Regions from separate parts of the Homo sapiens genome. Here region 1 is linked to region 2. The links are chromatin loops, found by intact Hi-C in ENCODE. Cell type or tissue: PC-3. All regions are shown on one strand. Region 1 overlaps SBF2 (SET binding factor 2). Region 2 overlaps SBF2 (SET binding factor 2).

The links. Peaks named below come from ENCODE experiments on the same cell type or tissue, not always from the same donor. Only the 100,000 strongest peaks of a DNase experiment are listed, where the experiment ranks them.
Region 1: a loop joins it to region 2, with 2.2 times the contacts of the local background. A loop is called at or near these places in 2 of 110 quality-filtered maps.

The regions. Positions count from the first base shown.
Region 1 is chr11:10,002,859-10,007,858 of GRCh38, forward strand. All of the region lies in intron 6 of SBF2 (SET binding factor 2), which reads right to left. Among named protein-coding and RNA genes, the nearest start is that of LINC02709, 250 kb to the left of the region's middle. In PC-3, no CTCF peak of the experiment used is centred here; no DNase peak of the experiment used is centred here.
Region 2 is chr11:10,092,338-10,097,337 of GRCh38, forward strand. All of the region lies in intron 2 of SBF2 (SET binding factor 2), which reads right to left. Among named protein-coding and RNA genes, the nearest start is that of SBF2, 200 kb to the right of the region's middle. In PC-3, no CTCF peak of the experiment used is centred here; no DNase peak of the experiment used is centred here; H3K27ac peaks cover 523 bases.

The DNA.
Region 1 (5,000 bases), 89 kb before region 2:
ACTTTCAGTTTTGCCTTTATTCTTCAAATCAGGTAACACTCATTGAACATATTAGTTGTTTGGAAACACTATTACCTTCTTTTCAATTTCATCTCTAAGGCCTGTATTTAGGTTCCTGTTTTAGAATGCTAGCATTGTTCTAAAAACTAACCCCTGCAGAGTCTGTTTGTCTGACGTTAATAATACCACACCAGCTTTGTTGTTGAAATTTGCCTACTATATCTTTTCTCATCTTTTAATTTCAACCTTTCTCTACTTCTTGTAAACAGCATACACAAATGCTCCGCAATTTAATGATAGGGTTACGTCCTAATAAACCCATTGTAAAGTTGAAAAATCTTAAATTGAACATAAATCAGAGACTGTAACTGAAATATTTTTAATCCAGTCTGACAACTTTTGTCTTTTAACTATTTCATTTAATCCATCTATACTTATTGTAATTATTGAGATATACACTATATATAGAGATAAATGTGGTATCTTATTTTATGCTTTTTCTTTTTCTTTTTTCTTTTTTTTTTTTTGAGACGGAGCCTTGCTCTGTCATCGAGGTTGGAGTGCAGTGGCACGATCTCAGCTCACTGCAAGCTCTGCCTCCCGGGTTCATGACATTCTCCTGCCTCAGCCTCCTGAGTAGCTGGGATTACAGGCGCCCGCCACCATGCCCAGCTAATTTTTTCTATTTTTAGTAGAGACGGGGTTTCACCGTGTTAAGCAGGATGGTCTTGCTCTCCTGACTTGGTGATACACCTGCCTCGGCCTCCCAAAGTGCTGGGATTACAGGTGTGAGCCACCGCGCCTGGCCTGGTTTTTATTTTTTCTATCTTCTCTTTTTTCCTTCTTTTCAATTTCTCCTGTCTCTTCTTTCATCCCCTCTGTTAGTATGGTATTTATAAACTCTTTTTCTATTTTTTTAGTGGCAACTCTAGAAAATACGATATACATACTTATGAAATTGAAGTTATATATATCATTTCTTATTTTCTCCTGTTTATTACTGAACCAAATTATCTTTCTTTATATCACTTCAACTTTAATCATACACACCCGGTAAAGCAAGAGTCCCCATTTGTTTTCTCAAGGTAAAATACTATATTTTCCCTTTATCATAGCTTATTTCTTCATGTGACATGCAAATTTCCTTAGTCTATTATTAATTGCTATTCCCTCTTATCACTTCCAACTTATCCCATGTGATACATCAGAATTTTTAGTTCAGATTTTAATCTTCATTCATTTTCACTAATGTAATAGTTTCGTAAGTGATTTTCCTAATCCAGTCCTTATTCCCTTCAAATCTACCCTCCAGATAGTTTCTAGAATAATGGAAAAAAACTAAATAATGATTAAAGAAATCTAAATACAATTTTCAAGTGGTTTTTAAAATTCATATTAAATCCACAAGAATAAATGCTACAAATTTTGCAAAAAATATTCTTTTGGCTTTAACATGAATTTTAAAAACCCACTAAGGTTTTGGTACACTTAAACAACAGTGGAAATGAATGAGCTAGTATTGTATGTATTATCATGACTAACTCTCCCAAGTATAATATTGAGTGAGGGTAGTAAGGTGCACAATGATTATATAGCTGTGAAAAGAAAATAAATCTCAGGACCCCCAAACCACCAAGCCAAAGGGAAGTCAAGCTAGGAACTGCACCAGGAAAACCAACCTCCATTTTATTCCTAAGTAAGATAGCTACAAAAATTAAAAAAAAAAAAAAAAAAAAACAAACTACATACCTCCCATACCTCCCTCACAACCTGCCCACAAGGAAATTCCTTGTGGACAAAGGACAGACAAAACTCAAAGTCATCCCTGTACTCCTGTGAGACAAATGCATATCTGATTTCTTCCTCTGCCCTATTGTTTCACTAAGCCAGACTAAAGCTTAAGTGACTATTCCTCTATCTTCCTCTCACATGTAAATTGTGTATTCAGTAAAAGGCTAATCAGAGACTCAAAAGAATGCAACCTTTTGTCTCTTATATACCTATGACCTGGAAGCCCCCTCCCCTGCTTTGAGCTGTCCCGTCTTTCCAGACCCAACCAATGTACATCTTATGCATATTGACTGATGTCTCACTGTTACAGCAGGTAGCTAGCCAGACATGAGCAGGGAAGGAGAGGATCCCCCACCCCCATGCCACCACCAGGAATGTCAGGCAACCATCAGGTGATGGTCAGGTGATTATTAAACTGTCTCTCTAAAATAATAATTGGTCATAGCTGATGCCACAGAAAGGCAGTCTTCCAACAGACAGAAACATCAGAAACTGGTGATCAGCAGCTTCCTGATAAAATCTCAGGAGTTGGCGAGCGGGCTCATGCCTGTGTAGTTAAGAGGCAAAATGGCAGAGTTTAACTGGTATATGACCCTCTAGGAACATTTGGACTGGTAAAGGAAGAAAGCCTCCAGTGAGCATGCGTACAATTCCAGTAAACACACTGCACATGTGCCCCCTACCAAATGCTGACAGGCCTTTGTGCATGCGGAGTGCCCACCCCAAGGGAAGAATCTGGGGAGGAGAGATGCAAGACCCCGGACACATGACAACATATAAAATCCCGAGTCAAAGCTCAAACAGTGCACTTGATCTCTCAAGTTGTCTGCTTGGCCCTCTTCCAAGTGTACTTTACTTCCTTTCATTCCTGCTCTAATACTTTAAAATAAACTTTCACTCCTGCTCTAAAATTTGCCTTGGTCTCTCACTCTGCCTTATGCTCCTTGGTTGAATTCTTTCTTCTGAAGAAGCAAGAATTGAGATTGCTGCAGACCTCTATGGATTTGCTGTCGGTAACATACTTTGGTGCTGTGATTTGGATACATTCCCTAATGTTAACATACTTTGGTGCCACGTGACTCAAATATGCTTCCTCAGTGGTAAGACATCTCTATGCCTCAACTTCTTTGGCTGGAGGTGTTTAACCCCTGTACACAGTTTCGTTTGCTCTTTTCATTCTTCTGCTTACTAACCAACCCCCAGAACAATTCTTCTCGGCCACAGTGGCTCTGTTCCTCAAGCTCATCTCTCAGCTCCTGCTGATGTACGGTAGCTCACAGGGGTAGGAAGGACCTTGGAGTCCTTCCCAGGTAAGATCATTGACCTGAGACACAATGGCTCTCCTAGACAAGAGGTTCATGAGAGTGGTAGGGCTAAAGCCTAAAACCATGCAATGTCTGGGGTTTCCTCTGCTTTTTCAACTCAAATTGGCTCTTTTCCAAAAACCCACACCACCTATTCTCCTGTTTTCTCTGTATGTATTCTGAAATGGCCTTGTACACCCTCCGGACCGTCCACCTCGAGGCAAGTCAGCCTCTTTTGCTTTCACTTTGCATGCCATGTAACTGTTATTTGTACACCCTCAGCTCTTGCTGAATTTGTGCAGCAGCAAAAACATGGGCTCCCTTGTGGCTATCTAGAGACTTAACACTAGTTTTTACCTTACCAGCTCAGATGACCTCTAATCCTGCCTCTGTCTGTTGGTACATTGCCAGGACAGACACTAATTGGATCCCCAGTCAGCTCCTTATGACTTACCATATGCTTTTTGTTCCTGTTACGGTCCAGGGCTGAGTTTTCCGGTGGCTTTTGAAGTAGTTTTCCACCCACATAGGGCCTCATTCTAGCCCTTTAAGGACCCCACTTACTTGCTTTTTTTGAGTTAGCACCCCTTCGGGAGGAGGGGAAATTCTTCCTTTCCCATTTGTGAGTTCCTACATCAAGCCCTAAGTCCTCCAGAGGTTACCACTTTATGTTAAGAAGACAAATAAATGTTACCCTCTCAAATCCAAGGGATGCTGTTTTTGGAAGCATAAGAAGGCTTTCCATGATTATTCCTCTGGCTTCCTCCCACTTCCTCCTGGAGCTTCCATTTCTCTAATCACTTCCATGCCCTTCTCAATATTGATCAAAATCTTCAAGGTCATATTTGAAGGGAGGGAAGTTCAGCCCCCTTGCAGCAGTTAGCTGAAAATCAAGCTTCTTGTCTAGTTAGAGAACAAAGGAAATGGGAATCTGAGAAAAGGGATAATCATTTTGTTGCAAGAATGCTCCAAGTTGAGAGTCACTGGAAGGTCATGGAGGCAAGAATATAGGATGGCCCAAGGCCGTCGGCACAAGAGACCCATACGACAGACATGAAGGCTGGTCTCGGGTTAACAGATTATCATTATAACAGAGATGAAGGCAAGGTTAAGGGTACGTGGTAAGACCAGTTCATTCTGGAACCGCACGGATGAACAGGAGAGGGCTCTCTGTTCTCTCTGGTATCTCCTCTGTGAAAAGGGCGTACCGAAGTTAAGGGTACATGGTAAGATCAGCTCATTCCAGAACCCTAAGGACAAATAGGGGATGCCCTATTCAGGATAATAGGAAGAGAAGACGCTTTCTTTTTTCTTTTTTTCTCATCTATTCTCTCTTCACAGATGGGTAACTGCATCTTCATACCACAGAACACGCCCCTCAGATGCATTCTCAAGAACTGGGAAAAGTTTGACTCCAAAACCCTAAAAAGGGAAAGGCTAATATTTTTCTGTAACACAGACTGAATTGAATACAAGCTCCACGACCAGGAATCTTGGACAGAAAACCAAAATTTTAATATGATCTATCAACTAGATTTACTTTGCCGCCAGCAGGGAATATGGATAGAAATCCCCTATGTACAGGCCTTCATAGCCCTATGAAACAACCCTGACCTTTGTTGGGCTTGTAAAATGGATCTAGTGATGATAGCTGCCATAGTCAGGCAGCCCCCTCTGGCTGGTTCGGGACACTCCTTATTGGGTTTACCCTGGTTTCAAGCCCCAGAGGAGCAAAAGATGACGGCTCAAACCCCACTGCCCCTTCTACCTCATTATATTCAAGTCTCCCAGGCCCGGAGCCCCTCCATATCCAGGGCTATCCTCTGGACACCACCCTCTTAGGTCACGCCCCCTTCAAGAGGTCAGTAGCCCCAGTGGACCCACTAGAAACCAGACTCCATTCAC
Region 2 (5,000 bases):
TGTTATATTTAGTTTTAAAACATTTTACCCTAAAAAGAAGGACTCTGTAAATATAAGGCCGAAGTTGTAATTTTTGCAGCTTATGTATGGCTGTGATTAGCTGATGAATGAAATGAGAAGTGAAAAACTTTGACTTGCCTAAGACAGAATCTGATTTTCCCATACGATTATCAGAAAGGAGTATATCATTAATCATTTGTGCTACCATGCAATCATATAACTCCACTAAGCCATTTATCACAGATCTGTTTTCGCTAACATTCTAGAACTAGAAATTAATTCTGGCAGATCTAAGTCAATTTGCTATCTGTACAGAAGCCGTAATTTCTATTGGTGAAAGGAATGAAAGAGGGTACGATTTAGAGGAAGAGAACATCCATTAATGCTAAAATAAAGGGATGACACATACACACGCATTTAAATTCAAGAGTTAACTAATGGAGCTTGACCAACACCAAAGTGAGAGAGAAAGAACATCATGAATGCAGTGTAGGCAATTTTACTTGATATTCCTCTCAGTAAGATTATACCCTAGAACGAGCATAAGATTCAAAACAAAAACATGCTATCCACAGTTTACCTCAATTTAGGAATGCCTTTTAGGAAAAAAAAAATAGAATACATTTACACTGTGTATGATTCAAGTATTGAAGTCACAATTCCTCATTTTCTTTTCCTTCTTTCTTTTTTTTTTTGTTTGAGACAGGGTCTTGCTGTTACCCAGGCTGGAGGGCAGTGGCATGAACCCTGATCACTGCAACTTCTTCCTCCTGGGTTCAAGCGATTCTCCTGCCTTAGCCTCCCAAGCAGCTGAGACTGCAGGTGCATCCCACCATGCCTAGCTAATTTTTGTATTTTCATTAGAGACAGTTTTGCCATGTTGACCAAGCTGGTCTCAAACTCCTGGCCTCAAGTGATCCACCAGCCTCAGCCTCCCAAAGTGCTGGGATTATAGGTTTGAGCCACTGTGCCCAGCCTACAATTCATAATTTTAGATCAATATAAACTCCAAATATACTAACAGCTTCATCCAGTGGTCAGCTGGAAAAAAAAAAAAAACAAAAAAAAATTTCTTCCAATCTTGAAAGAATAAGCTGCTTTAGATGTAAGATTTAATTTTATATTACCTCTGTAATTATACAGATAATTTATCAATTTCTTAAGACATCCTTGGTAATACCAGATTTTTTCCTTATGTGTTAACTTTAGAACCCAGTTATCACATACGATGTACATATATGTACTAAAAAACTATACATGATAATTAACATATGCTAAATATCTATCTAGTTTTATTTCTTAAAGCAATAAATAATAGATATGTGACTTCTAGTCTCCCACTAAACTGTGATTGTTTCAAAAATAATAACTTTTAAAGTACATTCTCTTTTGCTAAATACAGAAAGGTTAGCCTGAAATACCTTTGTGTACAGTAAATACCAACTTGGGATATTCTGTAGTGGAGCGAAATCTTGAAAAACTGTAGGAAGATAGGTAAATAATACCAACATTCTTGTCACAAATAAATCACAAACTACATACAGTAGTTAAATAGACACAATAAAGTTTAGACAATCCCATTCAGTAATGGTAAGGTGGCATAAACATTAAAAAGCATTAAAAAATACAAACAAGGATATTTGGTAAAGCATAAAATTTGGAAAGTACTTCTCAGAGTTTCCTAAAAGTTCCTATAAATATATTAACTTTTGGCCGGGTGCGGTGGCTCACGCCTATAATCCCAGCACTTTGGGAGGCCAAGGCAGGTGGATCACCTAAGGTCAGGAGTTTGAGACCAGCCTGACCAACATGGTGAAACTCTGTCTCTACTAAAAATACAAAATTAGTGGTGGCGCATGCCTGTAATCCCAGCTACTCGGCAGGCTGAAGCAGGAGAATCACTTGAACCCAGGAGGCAGAGGTGGCAGTGAGCTGAGATGGTGCCATTGCACTCCAGCCTGGGCAACAAGAACGAAACTCCATCTCAAAAAATATATGTATATATATATTAACTTTTTATTCAAAATAAGGCCTGTAATTTCCCACTTCCATTTAGAATCATTTTCAACATATAGACATTTATTTTTAACAATTAAACCTGACTGCCTATAAAGGTTGTGCATATGAGTCTGTGGGTATGTGACTACATACAGTCAAAAAAATTATTTTCCCTACTACAAATACACACAGATTTTTTTTTTTTTTTTTTGAGACAGAGTTTCACTCTTGGTCTTGGCTCACTGCAATCTCTGCCTCCGAGGTTCAAGTGATTCTCCTGCCTCAGCCTCCCGAGTAGCTGGGATTACAGGTGCCCGCCACGACGCCTGGCTAATTTTGTATTTTTTTAGTAGAGACGGGGTTTCACCATGTTGGCCAGGCTGGTCTTCAACTCCCGACCTCAGGTGATCCACCCGCCTCGGCCTCCTTAAAGTGCTGGGATTATAGGCATGAGCCACCGTCCCTGGCCCAAATACATACAGATTATATCTGTATTAATATCATATGATTTTTGGGTGGTGGTAACGGGGAGTGGGTATCACTGACAAGCCTTCTTAGACTCATGAAGCATAAAAAAAAATAAAAAGGAATCCCACACAATCACATTTTTAAACAGCATAGGTTATGGCCAGCTGAGAAAAAAAAGAAAAAAGGAACCATCGAAGCCATAAAATATATAAAATATATAAAATATATCCTACCTTGGCTTTCTGAGTAGCTGGGACTATACAGGTATGCACCACCATGCCGAGCTAAATTTTTTTTTTTGTACAGACAAGGTCTTGCTATGTTGCCCAGGCTAGTCTGAAGCTCCTGGCTTCAAGCAATCCTCACATCTTAGCCTCCCAAAAAGCTGGGATTAGAGACATAAGCCACAGTGTCCTGCCTATATTTGGTTTTTAAGGAGTACAATAATATCACCTTCAAGTTATTGTAAACATTTAAATAGTAAGAAAATATTATCAACAATGAAGTAATAGGATTTAGTCTGTATCAGCACTAAAATGACAACTCCTGATGTAAGACCAGAGGGCTAAACATGTGCAGAGAATGCAAGATATCACTTGCACACAAACTTAAGATACATAACATAGAAATACTTTAATGAAAACAGATTTAAACCCACAATTTAGTACTTTCAACAGCCAACTATGACAGTCTTATACATTTCTTCCCCAAATAAAAAGGAATATCACTGAACTCCACAAGCTTTTTTAAAAAAAATCAACTGCTGCTAGGTGTAATAATATGGCATAGAGTAAGAAAATCAAAGCACATGGTATATTTGATGAGTCATGTTCCAAAGAAAATAGTCCATTTTTTAAAAAGGTTTAAAAGAAAGTTCCATGAGGATAAGAAGAGGATTCAAGTTTTTGTCTCAGAGAACAAACGGATTTTAATCACACATACTGATTTTAATCACACGTACTGCTTTTAATCACACGTACTGATTTTAATCACATATTACCTGTTTCTAGACTTAATGAACCTTGTATTACACAGTTGAGCAAAATGTCCCAAATAAAACAGCCATATAGAGTCTCAGAGCGGGGGAAAAAAAGAAGTATGCTAACATCAGAAGAACATACCTAAATAAATAAATGTTATTTTTATTTCAACCTGCCATTGCTTAGTTACTTTAACTAAGTGACTATTCAAAAGTAAACTGAACCAGGAGCCACAACCAGTGAACTATTTCAAAAGTAAACTGAACCAGGAGCCATAAAATGCCCTAACATCTAATAAATACAAATAAACCATGCCACACTGACTCAACACAAAGGAGACCTTCATAAACAAATCTCTCCATACTTTAAAAATATTTGGCTAAATAGATGCTAGAGGTTTCCTAAAACAAGATAATTGTATTTTTCTACATGTCAGCTAGTTTATCATCAAGTTTTAGGTATAGTTTACAAACAAAGATTTAAAATCAAAACTACCTACACATTAATAAACAATACAGGTGAATCAAGATTTTGCTTTGATTGATATATAAGATTTAGTATATAACAAAATAAAATATTTTCCCTAGAAATATGTATTTTTAACTACTCAATTTGATTAGCCTTATAAGTCAAAGTTCTGTAAAAAAAAAAAAAAAAAAGTAATGAAATGAGCCAAAAGGTCTTACTTATCTCTATTACTTTATCAGGAATCAGCTATTTAAATCTAAATTCCTTGCTGTCCATTACACAAGGCATTAACAATATTGTTATCATAACAATACTTTAAAAAAGCCTTACGAGACTTAGAATAAAGTAATTATGCAAGTACAAAATAACAGAACTGCTCAAGGTCTGGAATAAATATTCACAAAATCTCATACAAGCGGTGTCTTTTAAAAATATTACTTTTCTGATAATGTCAAAAGGCACCTCAATAGTACATTTGTGACAATAATAATGCACTTTTTTATCACCTTGCAATGAGTCATTACTTTTTCTCATAAAACTTAAGGGAAAATATTCTCTTATAAAGTACAAAACAATTTGCTTTCCAAATTATAGTGCTAATCATTCATTTTTTTTCTGACACCACTACAGGCAGCAACAATAGAAATTAAGAGAAAATTGGACATGTATATAAAGGATGAATAAAGAAATAAATGCAACACATTTACACTATTCAGTCACTATGACTTTCTCTAGAACCTACTATTCTCATTGCTATGGTCTAAAAGGCCCCTAAAATTCATGTGTTAAAATTTTATCAACAATGTGATAGTATTCAGAGGTGAGGCCTTCAGTAGATGATTAAGTCATGAGAATACAACCCTGATGAATGGAATTAGCAACCTTAAAATGGAGCTTGAGGAAATGAGTTCACCCTGTCCGTCACTTTCGCCATTTGAGAACACAGCATTCTCTCCTCCAGAGGATGTAGCAACAAGCACTTGACAACAGAGAACAAGCCATCACCAGACAACAAACTTTCTGCAACCTTTAAGCGTGGATTTCCCGGCCTTGAGAACTGTGAAGAAATAAATATCTATTCTTTAT